Regions from separate parts of the Mus musculus genome. Here region 2 is linked to region 1. The links are chromatin loops, found by intact Hi-C in ENCODE. Cell type or tissue: heart. All regions are shown on one strand.

The links. Peaks named below come from ENCODE experiments on the same cell type or tissue, not always from the same donor. Only the 100,000 strongest peaks of a DNase experiment are listed, where the experiment ranks them.
Region 2: it touches region 1 in a loop (13-fold over the local background); 5 of 42 quality-filtered maps call a loop at or near these places.

The regions. Positions count from the first base shown.
Region 1 is chr3:114,028,774-114,036,773 of GRCm38, reverse strand. Col11a1 (collagen, type XI, alpha 1) reads right to left here and starts at 6,234. Exons shown (of 67, transcript NM_007729.3): 1 at 5,771-6,234. The coding sequence starts at 5,873. In heart, a CTCF peak has its summit at 4,220 (motif pointing right); no DNase peak of the experiment used is centred here; H3K4me3 peaks cover 2,821 bases; H3K27ac peaks cover 1,599 bases.
Region 2 is chr3:113,692,329-113,700,328 of GRCm38, reverse strand. No RefSeq gene overlaps it. Among named protein-coding and RNA genes, the nearest start is that of Rnpc3, 66 kb to the right of the region's middle. In heart, a CTCF peak has its summit at 4,369 (motif pointing left); no DNase peak of the experiment used is centred here.

The DNA of each region.
Region 1 (8,000 bases):
CTAATTCCACAGCAGCAAGCAATGAGTTTGTTTTACCAGATAACAGTAGGCCTGGTGATCAGCCAATGTCCAAAGAACCATTAGCCAAGTCAGTAGTAAGCCAGAGACTGCAACTGATCGATAGATATTACTCTCTAAATCACTTTAGAATTGTCGTTTCATCTTCTCAGCAAGCTAAGCACTATTCATGTTATCCTGACACAACTGAAAATTAGAGAATATGTTTTAAAAAGAAACCTCTTACCCCAACAAATCAAACTATATTACTTTTGTGAAAGGAGAAGTGAATGTACTAGATGCATTCTAATAATATAGACATAATTTTAAATTAAAAGAAAAGCCATACATTTTTTTATTAAATTGCAAGTAAAATTAAAAGTTCCAGTTTAGGGAGGATACAGGAAATGGCCCAGAATATCACTTAAATAGACTGAAGTAAGAGAACTTAAGGAAGGTTGTGACAGTTAAAACATCTGTGTATGTGTCTCTCTCTTTACTAGAAAATAAAACTACTATAATTTGAAAATAATAGTAAAACAAAGCAAGCAAGCAAGCAAGGCAGGAGAAGGAAGGAAGGAGGGAGGAAAACAGAGAGGGAGGGAGGAAGTTGCCTCTTTCCACTTTAGCCTAGGTCACATTTCCTCAGTGTTAAATGAGGAAAGTAAAGGCAGAAATGCAGAGCGTGAATTCTTAGTGGTTACATCAACCACTCTTAATTACTTCTCCACAAATGACTGATAGGAGAAAGTGTGCTTTTGAGACAGTAAAATTCTGCCTTTGAATTACCTAAAAATAAATCATTCAAAATTATTTAGAGTTAAGAATAAGACGCATTAGGACAACCCTCATATACCTAAGTACTGTTAAATAATATTACAAGAACTCCTGATGACCATCGCATCGTAACTGCCTTAGGTTCCTAGGAACATTGATTTCTGAAAAAAAGGGACGACCCTCCATTCAGAAGACATAAAGATACTATTTCTTGAAATTAATGTTGCAGTAAAAAAATATATTCTTTTCTTACTTGCTAACAATTACTCGTATGATACCAGAAGTGCACAGTAGAGCAGACATCATGGCCAGCCATTCAGACAGAGTCCTTCCTTAATTAGCTACACAGTTATTTCCAATGTAACGGCTGTTTCTGTAATTTCAAATATTTTAGCAACGCAGAATAAAGACTTTTATTTGAATCTTAGCTACCATATTCTCTCATTTTTTTCCAAAGTCAACTATATATTTAGAAAATGTTTAACATGTATGAAAGTGCAACATCATTATTCTGACACATAAATAAAAGTCTTATAATGAATATGATATTTTTCATATGATTAGAATTGGTAGGAAAAAAGCAGAAATGACATATTCTCATATATATTACATATATATTACACACACATATATATGAGTATATGTGTGTAAGTATGTGTAGTAATATATACATGTATTGTGTTTGAAATTGAAATTGTGTTTTCTATTACTATTACTTTTATTACTATTGCTAAACACTATGTCTTCAACCAGCAATAAATGTACACAAAAATTTTTTAGAAATAGCTACCCTTTTTACTCCATTGCTGATAATCTGATGTTCAATTCACTTCCCTGGATGCACTAGAAATATGTGAATGATCAAATAATGAGACATTGACTTTCTCCAAACTTAGGAAAGTGAATTGCATGCATTCCACCTGATTTTCTAATACTATCATATCAAGTATATATCTTATATCTTGCTAATCAAAACCCCAGCACATCACATTAACTTGGCCATGGCCCCAAGTCTGAGATGTATATGAAAGAAAATGTGTATCAATATTATACAGTTTCATCTTACACACTCAGAAAATCTTTTACAATATTTAATGTTCCTTATGAGAAGGATTATTTGAAAAGCTCTGTTTTGTGCCTCCATTTCCTCTTGAGTAAAATGCAAAAGGACGACTGATTAGCATTTACTGCAAATTCGAGCCCTAGAACTCTCAGGAGAGAGATTTTATCTAAGCACTTTTTACTCCTTTAAATAAGTCAGCCTGTGAAAAAATACTCTTGAATTTCTTTTTTTAATAAACCATGATAAACAAACTAGAGTCTTAAAAAAAATAACATGAGTAAAATCTGTCTCAGGAAAAGATATTAGAAAATAAATTCCACCCGCCCAATACAAAACTCAGCGGTGTTTACCTTGTTGTGTTTTAAGAATAATTTAAACAGTGTTGCCCCCTTTATTTTAGTCACAAGTTCAGGATAATAAGGAATCAAAAAAATTAAACAGTAAACAGTCATGCTGCCTTTTTACATATATTTCTCATTTCTACTTAATCTTGTTTCAAACTGTTGTAAATTACACATTATGATACTAAACCAAATGGGCAGTAGATGAAAGAATCCTTGTTAACTAAATGAATACACAGCATCCTAACTGATCTTTGATATATAATCTATGCAAAAAAAAAAAAGGTTCTACCCATGAGCTCTTACATTTTATTAAAAGACACAATATTAATTATCCTACCAAGTACTACACTTATTAGCAAGAGCATGCCTGCTGTTTTAATTATTCTAATTAAAGAACTGCAGAGACAAGCCTGAGTTCTCACAGGTTGAATTAGCACACTCAGGAAGCCAGCACCATTTCACCTGCTGATCCCGGGCACTCTAAACAGCACTTCTGAGGCACTGGCTGCTCAGGGCTGGCAAGCCATTAAAATCCCTCTTAGAACTTATCAACTGTTTACAAGACACACTTGGCTTAACGGGTAAAGGTAGAAGGCCATTAGGACTGGGTTTTTTAGTTCAACTAGGTATGATTGGTCACTGTATTAAGCTTTAGCCAGGTACTGTGTGATTTCAAACTCACACAATAAAATATGTATTTGAACACAGGCATAACTCAGTCACTGTAAATTTCACATACATCCCAGGCCCTGTTTATAGTAAGTTCTGAACTAATTATGCACACACTTAATCCCTGAATTCCTGAGGTGAAGCATAGGCAAATATATCAAACATAAAACAGAAATTAATGTCAATGAATACTCATTAAATAACAGCATTTCTCAGCCTCTCTCTCTCTCTCTCCCACTCCCCCTCCATTCCTCCCTCCCCTGCCCCCCTCCCGCCGTGTGTGTGTGTGTGTGTGTGTGTGTGTGTGTGTGTGATTGTATGTGAAATCATAGTAGAGACTGTGTGTTGGAGACTTTCAAGTTACTTTAGATTCTCAAAGTCAAATAATATGTGAAGTCAACAGTCAACTTCATTAATCCATTCTCTTCAAAAAAAACTCCACAAAAACTTCTTGTATATATTGTTTTTAGAGTCTAATTTTATTATGAAAACATTATGAAACATTCTACAAAGTTTATAATAGTGTTTTAATTTTATATGAAAACCAGCCCATTTTAAATGTTCTTTTGTTTAAGTCACTGAAGCATACGTACACATCTTTGGGAAATCTATTAAGTCAGTATAATACTAGAATAAGATACCTGCTTTAGAAAGCCATGTTAATTTTACTCAGCCCTTTAGCTACATTCCTAAATGCTAGAGACAAAGTTAGTTTCTCCTTCTGTGGTGACTGGGGAGTTGAGAGGGTGTTTCTTTTTTAAGTATTTATTTACTATTATTTCTTTTATGAATTTTAATAGGTTTAAAGAATGAAGGTCTACAAGATTGAATTAATAAAACAGTAGTTTTCCACTATGTAGTGAGTACCTGCCAACTTCATTAAAATAAGCACCCAAATCTTGCCATGAAGTTATTTAATGACTTACACTATTTTCAAAATATTTCATTAGAAATAGCATGATCTGGTGCTTCACCTTTTCACATGCTCTTTAGTTTTATACAATAGGAAACATAATTTTGTGCAATGGATGTGATGTAGTACTGAGATATTTGCTGAAAGTGTTTCGGATGTGTTGTTAAGATTTCACATAGAAAATTAGAGCCTAAAACCATGGAAATCTGATTGACTTGAAATCCCAGTGTGGAAAAGCAAAAAAAATATCTCAAGGCAGAAAAGGCATTCAGGTCACCTGTGTAGGGTGATCACTGCAGAATGTCTCAGATTCTGTGCTTCTAAATGACTGTCACTAGGATATTCACGTCTACATGTGTATGTGGACAAGCTGGGGAGACAGCAATCTATTCTTCCTTAGGCAAGTAACATTTTTTTCAGTATCACTAAGTAATAGACTTTCCCTTGCTGAAGAAAACCAGCAGAGGGCAGAACTGCTGCCCAAACTGCCCAACCCAAAAGAGGACAGAATACCAAAAAGTAAACTGCCAATTTTTGAGGTAGTCTACTTTCAAAGATGCTTATATTTATCATTGAAACGAATCAACGTAAGTAGCCTCAATCATTGCAAAAAAAAAAAAAAATCGAATTGAGCCCCACTGTGGCCTAGGGTCACCAGAGCTCATCACAGAATGAATGAGAAGCCGCCTGTTCCTGGCGAGTGTGAAGCCCCTAAGAATCAGACCCTAGGGCTGCCCCCCTGAAGTGCTAACTCAATTTAGGGAACGCTCAGATATGTGCAACAAGACCAAAGGCCAGGCTCAGGTTTCTACGAAACCTGTGCTTTCAGAGTTGGGTTGGCATTTCCAACCCCATTCTCTCCTCTCCTCTCTATTCCCCGCTTCTCTCTGCAGTCCTGACAAAGCTTGTTTTCTACTGTGAATTGCTCAGGCTCACCAACTCAAAGGGCTTTCTCCTGCCAGCCGAGTCTACAGCACCTAAGGGACCGCTGCAGCCAGATGCCTTTTCGGGAAAGGGCGGGGGCGGGGGAGGGAGGAGGCAAGCGGAGGGAGGAGTGAAGTCGCTCTCCCTCCTCCGGTACTGACAGGGCTACAGTCAGCTACACAGGTCTGGCCATTCAATATTTGGTAGTGCCACGTAGGAACTTTTCCTTACCTTCCCCCTCCTATCCCAGGCCCCCTCCTCTTCCTCCCTATCCCTAGTCGTCTGCCCACCACCCCATTTGCTTGGAGACTTTCCTCGCCCTCCAAGAGAGTTGTAGGTCCAACCTGCAAGAATAAGCTGTTTGGAGGGGACAAGGGATGAGCGAGGATGAGGGTGTCACGGAGAGGAGGGGGGTAATCATCAGGAGAAACTGCCCCCCCCCCTTCTGCCCCGAGCACTCCTGAACTCCACTTTATCGTCTGGGAAATGTGTTCCTCTGAGAACATTTCAAAATGCCACACACAAAGTGCTCTCAATCTTCTAGCTTCATCCCCGCTGGTTTCTCTTATATCCTCCAAAGTAAAAACAGCCCGTTTTTCACTTCCTTGCAGACAAAGAAGTTTATCACAGTTCACTTTATACTCTTTCTCAGTATTTTCTCCTCAGGTCACCCTTCAAAAGATATCTCCTTTAGAACCCGAAGAAACCCAAAGATTGGTTCAAAGGACCGAGGACTCTGAGTAAAGACTGTTCTTGAAACAAAAGCTTTGTACCACTGCCTTCCTGTTCAAGGTAATTTTTTTTTTCTTTTTGCAAAGAAAATGAGAAGGGATGATGGGCTTTCTCAGCCTGCCCGGTGCCTGACAGATCTTTTAATCCTGCCACCTACCTCCTAGCCCATTACTGTCCCGCCTACATCCATCTCCCTGTCTCTCCAGTTTCCACACTTAACCCGGTAGCAACTACAATCTGGATTTTATTTAAAAGAAGTGGGGAGACGACAAGGGAGAAGAGCACACACAAAAAAGAAGAAAGCCGGGTGGCAATGTCCCACCTCCCCAAACTTTTTTTTTTCCTCCTTACCTCCTCTGACCTCTCTAGCTTGGAAGAGAAAAGTCAAGGCGAGGGTTGAGATGGTGAGATCCCAGATCCACCGTTTCGTTTTCCACCTGGACCAGGGCTCCATCTCCAAGCCCCACGCTCACGACTGTGAACCCACGAAATTGCCACTGCAGACCAACTTTGTCCCTTCCAAGGTGTCGCCTACGTTCGCTACACAGCCATCCGGAAGGGAAAGGGAGTAAAAAAAAAAAAAGTCAAAGGGCTCTAATTTTTTTTTTTCCAATTTGATGGTTTGCTTCCTTCCTGTCTCTCGCCCCCTCCTCTCCCTTTGGGGTGGCCCGCAGGAGACTGCGACCCCGGGACCCGTCCTACGCCTGACCCTGCCTTCAGACTGAGGGCAGATGAAGGGTTTCAAGAAAAAAAGCCGAAAGCACTGAGCACCCCTAAAGGCTTCATGCTGTGGGTGGGCTGGACAAGAGGCTCGCGCAGCCCCCTCCTCCGCCCACTCCTCCCGCCTCCTGTGTGCCCGAGAAACTGACAAGCCGACTGAAGGTCATACCCAATCACAGGCCTCCCCGCAGCCTTGAACCCGCCCAGTCTCTCCCTGGAGGATCCAGACTTCTGTGCAGGCCCAGCCCACCAGCCACCCTTCATCTTCCCTCTCCTTCCCCCCCTCCTCAAATCCCCTGAAAAGAAATGGGAGGGAGTTAGGCGGGACCAAAGCTGGACTCCTGCACTTTGGGAATGAAAGGAATTGCAGGACAGCCCCGCAGCACACGGGACGTTCGAGTAGCTTCTGTATTCAATAAAAACCAAGCACTCTGCTCGCACCAGTCCGGGAGCCCCCCCCCCCTTTCTTCGGAGGTGGGAGGGGAAAGAGGGGAGAAGACCAGCATGTTCACTGGCCCCACGGCTGGAGTCCTGGACTGGCAGCGGTAATTTTATCCATCTCCAAAAACCTTGCTTCCTAAGGCAGCCATGGAATCAGGAACCAGTGGGCTCTGTGCTGCCTGCATCCAAAAGTGTTTTACTAATATTTTTAAACTAGAGACTAACGAAGGTGGCATGAAGGAACTCTAAAGATCAAAATCCTCATCTTGTAGGCAAAATCTAGTTGGTGAGATGAAAGTTAAGCTTCTCAAATGTTCAAAGACTGCCCAGAGCTCACTGAGGGGCTTGTCTGCAAGAAAAGAGGAAAGACCAAGAACCCATAGCAGTAGAAACTAAGGGAATCAGTCACTTGCTTTTCCAGCAAATCCTGATACTGGATGAAAGGGAGAAGCAGGGAATAGAGAAGGACAGGAAAGCTGCCTGCAGAATTCTCCAACCAATCCAGTCAGTTTCTTTACTGGCCTGGCCTGGCCCTGAGCCTTGGGGCTGAAAACGTGGTCACTCCACTAGCAAAGTCTAACAAGAGGGAAGTGGTTCTAAGAAACCCATCTCCTCCTCAGTGTATCTCTTAAATCTATACATTTGATTCCCTGGTCAGTTTTCTGCATATTTGAATTCCTCCATCCTCCTGATTGGTCTTTTGTGTTTTAAATCATTTCTGAAACGTGTCTCTCCCACAGTGAGTGCCATGTCCAATGTCCAGCAATGGACAGAAGTAGGAAGTGTCCAACAGGGTACCAGCATACATTACCCACTCCATAGAGAAGCTTTGAAGGAACACGTTCATTTTCTCTACCAACACAGAGACTAGAAGGCAGGACTTACTGTTAGCATTTCAGTCATATCAGTGCTTAAGGGCCTTCAATTAGGCTTATCAAGCGTGCACGTTCAAGTCTTTATTTGATGCTAAGCTTTAAACCATGGGGTCTTTTCTAAATGATCCGTTAAGACATGACTAATTGGACTATATAAAATGTCTTCATATGGTTTAATAGTTGGCAAACTAGCTGGAAATTGATAAAAAATCAGAAGTAGAATATACTAAAAGCAACTAGAAATATTTCTACATAAATGTTATTCTCTGCACCAAAGAACGATTTCCTAATCATAAAGTTTCTTTGGGATTACAGTCTAAAACACAAACAAACAAACAAACAAACAAAAAGACCTATTTATTTCTTGAAATGAGGCCAGCAGAATGTTTGAGATGCCATTTATAAGAGAAATAGGGCCAACTAGCTCTTCAATCTATTAACATATTTTACCAATATAGTTTACCAACATATTGTATTTGAACCTGGAATGTCTAAATACAAATTAAAGATCTTACATTTGAAATATAAGTAATTCAACACCTTTG
Region 2 (8,000 bases), 340 kb after region 1:
CTGTCATATATTTTAGTACCTCACCCACTCATGCAATAACACCTTTATTTACTCAAAGACCCAGTGCTTTTTCCTAGGAATTTGAACCAATTCTTTTCAGACTGTCCACCTGAATAGTAAGATTGTGAGGTCTGGTCCCAGGCAGTGAGGAAATGACAAAGTCACCACCTGAGTTAGAATAAAAACCAAGTGCAGTCTTGCTACATATGTATCCCCGTTCTAAGGACACACACTAGATCGAGAGTAAAATTCTTTGTTCAGATGTGTTACTTGGAATGATGGTCTCTTTCTTTGAGACATGGAACTTATTTTTTTAACATACTTGATCAACAAAAGGACAATCTGAAATTTCATTGTTCACATATATGAATCAATGCAAATGTCAGTTTACTTCACTCAATTATGGAGAGAATTGTCAAACAAAACTTATCATCAAGGAATGTATTCACAAAATTTTCCCTAAAAAATCTTTAAATGTACCTGGTATCCTTTATATATGTATGTATAATAATCAAAATGCACAAATTCTCCCAATTGCATATTGTTCATAAATATGTACTAAAATTACCTCAATACTTTTGAAACTTTAATTATAACATTAGTAGCCTTAAGTGTTTTGAAAAGGATGCTAGCTAGAATTTTCATTTTAGATTATATATGCAGTTATATACAGGTTTAAACATATATAAAATATTACCTTTCATCTTTTCTAAAATGTAGTTATACAAACAGATATATCTCTAAATGCTAACTTTTATAATCTACTGCCAAATCCTAATAAAAAAAATCAATACTTCTCTTCCATAAGACATGATGTAAAGCTAAATGCAATGTCAGTGGGCCTGTAGTCTGTTCTTGGAAAAATCCAGAAAAAGAGTTGTAATGTGAGTTGAAGACAGAACATTGAAAGTGATCCATATTGCACGGGGAACTGTAGTACAGTGTGTCTAGATTGCAGCTCTCAGCCACTAGCCAGCTTTGCCTGTGTTTCCATGATCAGCTCTGTCTTCACTCTTTAAAATACGAACAGGCTTCTTGTGGGTGGAATCAAATGACTGCCCCTCTCCCTTCACCTGTGAAATTTCAGAGCCTAGTTGAAAAGAACCATTGTTTCCCAGGAATGCCAGGCCCAGTCCAGGAAAGAAAGTCTTCATTTCAACAGGAATTTGGAGACTGGCTGAGAAGGCCAGCCAGTTAGTTGGTGAAAACTGTGGCAATTCATTCAAGTTCTGAACAGTTATTGTTGCGACTGTGTTCACTCACTTTCAACTCGTAAAAATTTTGGCTAATCTCTTTCATTCCCTTAAGTCATAGGAACGTGTACAAGTGCATCTGTGTATACATGGCAAAGCAGAAGAGATATATATGAAACACAACTTGTGAACCACCAGTGAGCTACTAGAGGAAACCTCTTTCCCTTAACGGTGGGCTCCAGCCAAGCAAAAGAGACATTGGTTTCTCTGTTCCAGCTTCTACTCCTACTCTTGAGTGCACTCCTGTGAATAGCTCATGGGTTTAGCAAGAATTTGAAGTAGGTTCCCAATAAAATATATTTATACAATAATACAAAGTGAAGATAAAGTAAGTGTATGCATTCAGCTCTGCAGCATAGGAGTGCTGTCTCAGAGATACTAAAAAATAATTCTGATGTGAAATCAGGAATAGAAGGAAAAAGAGTATATTGAATTAAAATGGGGAGTAACACATGTTCTTGTTAAGAGTTTACAGGGACTGCCCAAGTGGTTTCCCCATCTAACCCTATACTTCTATGTTTCTCTGACATTTTCTAAAAGATGACTTGAGAACTTCCCAAGGTTTATCATGTTGGTAATAATATATTTAAGATTCCTTAATGAACAATTTGCCTATTAAAATTTCAAAACCTCGCCTAAGCATTCAAACTGAATAAACCATGAAAGTATTATCAATATACACCTACAACACCAACGCACTTGAATACAAAGCATCTATATGCTTCTGAATGAGAACATACAAATAGTACTGATGACCCAAAGATAACACACCTTTGGACCAGAGATTTCGAGAATTTGTTTTGTTTTATTTTGCTTTTGTTTTTAATGTAAGCAGTCTTGAATATAAATTGACTTTAATTCCTACTGACATCTAAAGACGATCTGGGGTAAGATGTCTCAGACAGTCCACAGATTAGCCTCTCATTTCATAATAAAGCACTGTTGGTTTCTACTAAACTGTCACCATGTAATTATTTTCCAAATGGTAAGTTCAAAACTTAGAAGAAAAAAATTAAAACAGAAGCTAATGAGTTCAATAGAAGTCTCTTTTTCTCTTCTTTTTTCCTTCCTCAGATGTTTCCTGTGATTTTGGAAAACCTAACGTTGTGTCATTGTTAGCAACGGGACTTGGGGTAGGTGGTGGACAAAAGGAAGCCTGTCCTTTTGGGACCTGGTTTAGAACCAGTTTCAGAGGACAGAAAAAATACTCTTTTGTGGCTGCTAAAGTTCAGGAATGAATTCTGGCAGCTGTACCCAATTCCCTAAAGCAGAGTCCACATTACCAACATCTAATTGGCAGGCTTCACTTGCAACTCCCACCAGGGCCAAGGTAATGAATGGATTTAGTGAAGGTGTCCTGAGTCATTCTACAGTAGCTCCTCTGAGCAGTAAGGCTCTGCCTTCTAACCTCCCCAGATGAGTCACTCAAAGAAAAGAGAGCCTTCTGTGCTTGAAGAACAGTGACATGACATAGACGTTTCATTGAATCAAATGCTCAAAGAAAATTGTTTTATTCATTTGATCTAGAAAGCAAACGAGTCATAGGAGAAAAAACATTCTTAATGAGCACTTTATTCTTTAGTTTCCACTCTAAACACATTCATATTTGGCATAAATCCTCATTTAAATATGGTTGAATGGAGCTTCCTCCAGGACTACTCCAGATTATTATTTAGGCAGCCAGAGAAGAAATTTGGCCATTCCTACCTAGAAAAGCCTAAGAATTTATTTTTACTACTAAGAAGACTTTATCGTTTACTTTTGAGAAAAAAAAAATGTTTCTATTGCCTGTAGTCAATGCATACCAGTAGCATTAAATATTTAATGTTAGTTCAACTTTACTTTGCTAATTTTTAAAAACATTTATGCCAAATTTTTATCCAAAAATATTTCACAAGTGCCTTGATTGTAAGTTTCCACCACTCTCCCAAATCTATCAGCCATAATTGAACATTACCAGTTTCTTCATTGTCAGCAACTCTGCCTCCCTCAAATTAGGAGTGTAGGAAAGAGGCTGAAAACAAAAATAAATCAGCAATCACAACAAAAACTAATGAATAATTCCTCTAGTGTTGGAGAAAGCACTCTCACTTTCTTCCAAGGGACACATAACAAATACTGTTTATTTTCTTAGCAAACGAAGTCAATATTGATTCTCTTTTCATAAATAAGGAATTGCTACATACAATCCACAAGGGACCAGCACTTGCAATGTTCCCAAGCCTTCTAATGCATAGGTTGCATTCCAGTTTCTCTAAATGAATTACGACAAAGTGAGCTGTCGAGAACAAAATCCACATTGAAAAGTTAGGTGCTTTGAAGTGTCTCATCACCTTACCAGAGTTTCCGCATGGGTAGCCTAAAAGACAACTCAATGATGTTTGAATCAACTACAGACAATGGCTCCTTCACAACTCGGCCTTTAATTGATTACGGCTGTGTTTATGGAGGCAGAAGAGAATTTACAAAAAATGACAGATTCCCTTCATTTTGAGAGAGTTTTACTGGCATTTGTGGTCAAACCCTTTCTCCATTGAACAGCCCTGATCCTTTTCCCTGTCTGTGCCCACCTGAATGCCATCTAACTAAATAAACACTTTAAAAATATTACTTTAAATTCCTCTTTTACAAGAATTATCCCCTCGCTGTTTTCCCTAGTAGGTCAAATTTACACTTTCTCTGATATTGTTCTTCTGCAATATGAAGTATGTAAATAAAGTATGGTTTCCCTTGCTCCACGTCACAGGTTTTTTGTTTGTTTGTTTGTTTGTTTGTTTGTTTGTTTGTTTTACATATTAGCCAAGATAATTAAGTAGAAAATCAATAGAGGTCAAATTAGTGGCATATCTTCTGTCAATGGGTCTAAGAAACTGTGGGCAGAAAGTTAAGGAGAGCAAACTACTTAGCTAAACCACTCAAGTAGTAGTGCCTGCTTCATTATTTCATTTCCTAAACGAAATGTAAATTATAAATTGTATAAAATTTGTATAATGTCCTAGTATTGAATAATATGATCATTCTAGTGATTTGGGATTGGCCGAAATTAAAATTTAGTTATACTGGCATAATTTCAGGAGGTTTTCATATGTCTGCTAATAGTGACCTCTACAGGTCAACTGAAACAACATCGTGTCCTTAGAGGAGAATTGGCCCAGATAATTTAATATTAATTAAATTACTAATTTAATTAATATTAAATTTAAAAACATGAAAGAAACTTCAATGAAAATTAGTGTATTATATTTATAAATATAACCAAAAATCTTGGACAGATAAGTACCCGAGGACTCTAACTTGAACCTGAAGTACTTCTTAATAAAAATAAAAACCAAACCCTTTACCTACAATAGAAACAGAAATACCTAACATGTGTGCTATGATTAATAATCAGCTGTCAAAACTGAAGGTGTCATAGTGTGCATTCTTTTTCTAAGAAGTGAATAAATCAAAATTCAATATAAAGAAATAAATAGGCCAGAGAATCTGGGTGAGCCATCTTGGTTCCCAGATCCCACCAGATCTAGTCTGCACAGGTGTGAGTATGGACTACAGAAGCTAAAAGCTTCTGGGACAGGCGGGAGCCACAGAGCTTCTGAGGCAGACACCATTTCGGGCTCCAGACATCCAGACACTTTCCCTGCCAGAGGAGAGGTGTCCGCCTAGCACTGGAGGGCTTTGCTGGAGCATCAGGGGGAGTCATCTTGGTTCTTGGATCCTGCTGAGACTAGTCTGCACAAGTGAGAGTGTGGACTGCAGAAGATAACAGCTTCTGGGACAAGCCCTGTTTTGGGCCTTCATCTTCTGCCAGAAGACAGGTCCGAAAGCCAGATATCTGTGCACCTTCCCTGCAAGAGGAGAGCTTGCCTGCAGAGAGTGCTCTGACCACTGAAACTCAGGAGAGACCTAGTCTCCCAGGACTGCTGATATAGGCTAACAGAATCACGAGAGGAACAAACTCTAATAAGAGACAACCATAAAAACTAACTCCAGAGACTACCAGATGGAAAAGGCAAACGTAAGAATCTTACTAACAGAAACCAAGACCACTCACCATCATCAGAACCAAGCACTCCCACCTCAACCAGTCCTGGGCACACAAACACACACGAAAAGCTAGACCTGGATTTAAAAGCATATCTCATGATGATGGTAGAGGAAATCAAGAAGGATTTTAATAACTCACTAAAAGAAATACAGGAAAACACTGCTAAAGAGTTATAAGTCCTTAAAGAAAAACAGGAAAACACAACCAAAGAGGTAGAATTCCTTAAAGAAAAACAGGAAAACACTTCCAAACAGGTGATGGAAATGAATAAAACCATACTAGACCTAAAAAGGGAAGCAGAAACAATAAAGAAAACGCAAACTGAGGCAACGCTGGAGATAGAAACCCTAGGAAACAAATCTGCAACCATAGATGCGAGTATAAGCAAGAGAATACAAGAGATGGAAGAGAGAATCTCAGGTGCAGAAGATTCCATAGAGAACATCAGCACAACAATCAAAGAAAATGCAAAATGCAAAAAGATCCTAACTAAAAACATCCAAGAAATCCAGGACACAATGAGAAGACCAAACCTACACATAATAGGAGTAGATGAGAATGAAAATTTTCAACTTAAAGGGCCAGCAAATATATTCAACAAAATTATAGAAGAAAACTTCCCAAACCTAAAGAAAGAGATGCCCATTAACATAAAAGAAGCCTACAGAACTCCAAATAGACTGGACCAGAAAAGAAAGTCCTCCCAACACATAATAATCAGAACAACAAGTGCTCTAAATAAAGATAGAATATTAAAAGCAGTAAGGGGAAAAGGTCAAGTAACATATAAAGGCAGGCCTATCAGAATTACACCAGACTTTTCACCAGAGACTATGAAAGCCAGAAGAGCCTGTAAGATGTTATACAGACACAAAGAGAACATAAATGCCTGCGCAGGCTACTATACCCGGCCAAACTCTCAATTACCATAGATGGAGAAACCAAAGTATTCCACGACAAAAACCAAATTCACACATTATTTTTCTAGAAATCCAGCACTTCAAAGGATAATAACAGAAAAAAAAACAATACAAGGAAGGTAAACCACGTCCTAGAAAAAGCAAGAAAGTAATCCTTCAACAAACATAAAAGAAGAGAGCCACAAGAACAGAAAGCCAACTCTAACAACAAAAATAATAGGAAGCAACAATTACTTTTCCTTAATATCTCTTAATATCAATGGACTTAATTTCTCAATAAAAAGACATAGACTAACAGAAAGGCTACACAAACAGGACCCAACATTTTGCTGCTTACAGGAAAACCATCTCAGGGAAAAAGACAGACACTACCTCAGAATGAAAGGCTGGAAAACAATTTTCCAAGCAAATGGTCTGAAGAAACAAGCTGGAGTAGCAATTCTAATATCAAATAAAATTGACTTCCAACCCAAGGATATCAAAAAGACAAGGGACACTTCATACTCATCAAAGGTAAAATCTTCCAAGACGAACTCTCAATTCTGTGTATCTATGCTCCAAATGCAAGGGCAGTCACATTCATTAAAGAAACTTTAGTAAAGCTCAAAGCACACATTGCACATCACACAATAATAGTGGGAGACTTCAAAACAACAATTTCTTCAATGGACATATCATGGACACAGAAACTAAACAGGGACACAGTGAAATTAACAGAAGTTATGAAACAAATGGATTTAACAGATATCTACAGATACATTTTATCCTAAAACAAAAGGATATACCTTCTTCTCAGCACCTCATGGTACCTTCTTCAAAACTGACCACATAATTAGTCACAAAACAGGCCTCAACAGATACAAGAATATTGAAATTGTCCCATGCATCCTATCAGATCAACATGAATTTGGCTGATCTTCAATAACAACATAAATAATAGAAAACCAACATTCATGTGGAAACTGAACAGCACTCTTCTCAGTGATACCTTGGTCAAGGAAGGAATAAAAAAAGAAATTAAAGACTTTTTAGAATTTAATGAAAATGAAGACACAACATACCCAAACTTATGGGACACGATGAAAGCATTTCTAAGAGAAAAACTCATAGCTCTGAGTGCCTCCAAAAAGAAACTAGAGAGAGCACACATTAGAAGCTTGATAACATACCTAAAAGCTCTAGAACAAAAGGAAGCATATTCACCCAAGAATAGTAGACTGCAGTAAATAATCAAACTCAGGGGTGAAATCAACCAAGTGGAAACAAGAAGAACTATTCAAAGAATCAAGCAAATGAGGAGCTGGTTCTTTGAGAAAATCAACAAGATAGATTAAACCCTTAGCCAGGCTCACTAAAGGGCACAGGGACAGCACTCTAATTAACAAAATCAGAAATGAAAAGGGAGACATAACAACAGGTCCTAAGAAATCCAAAACACCATCAGATCATTCTACAAAAGGCTATACTCAACAAAAGTGGAAAACCTGGATGAAATGGACAAATATCTAGACAGATACCAGGTACCAAAGTTAAATCAGGATCAGGTTAATGATCTAAACAGTCCCATATCCCCTAAAGAAATAGAAGTAATCATTAATAGTCTCCCAAACAAAAAAAAAAGCCCAGGACCAGATGGGTTTAGTGCAGAGTTCTATCAGACCTTCAAAGAAGGTCTAATTCCAGTTCTGCACAAACTATTCCACAAAATAGAAGCTAAAGGTACTCTACCCAATTCATTCTTTGAAGCCACAATTACTCTGATACCCAAACCACAGAAACACC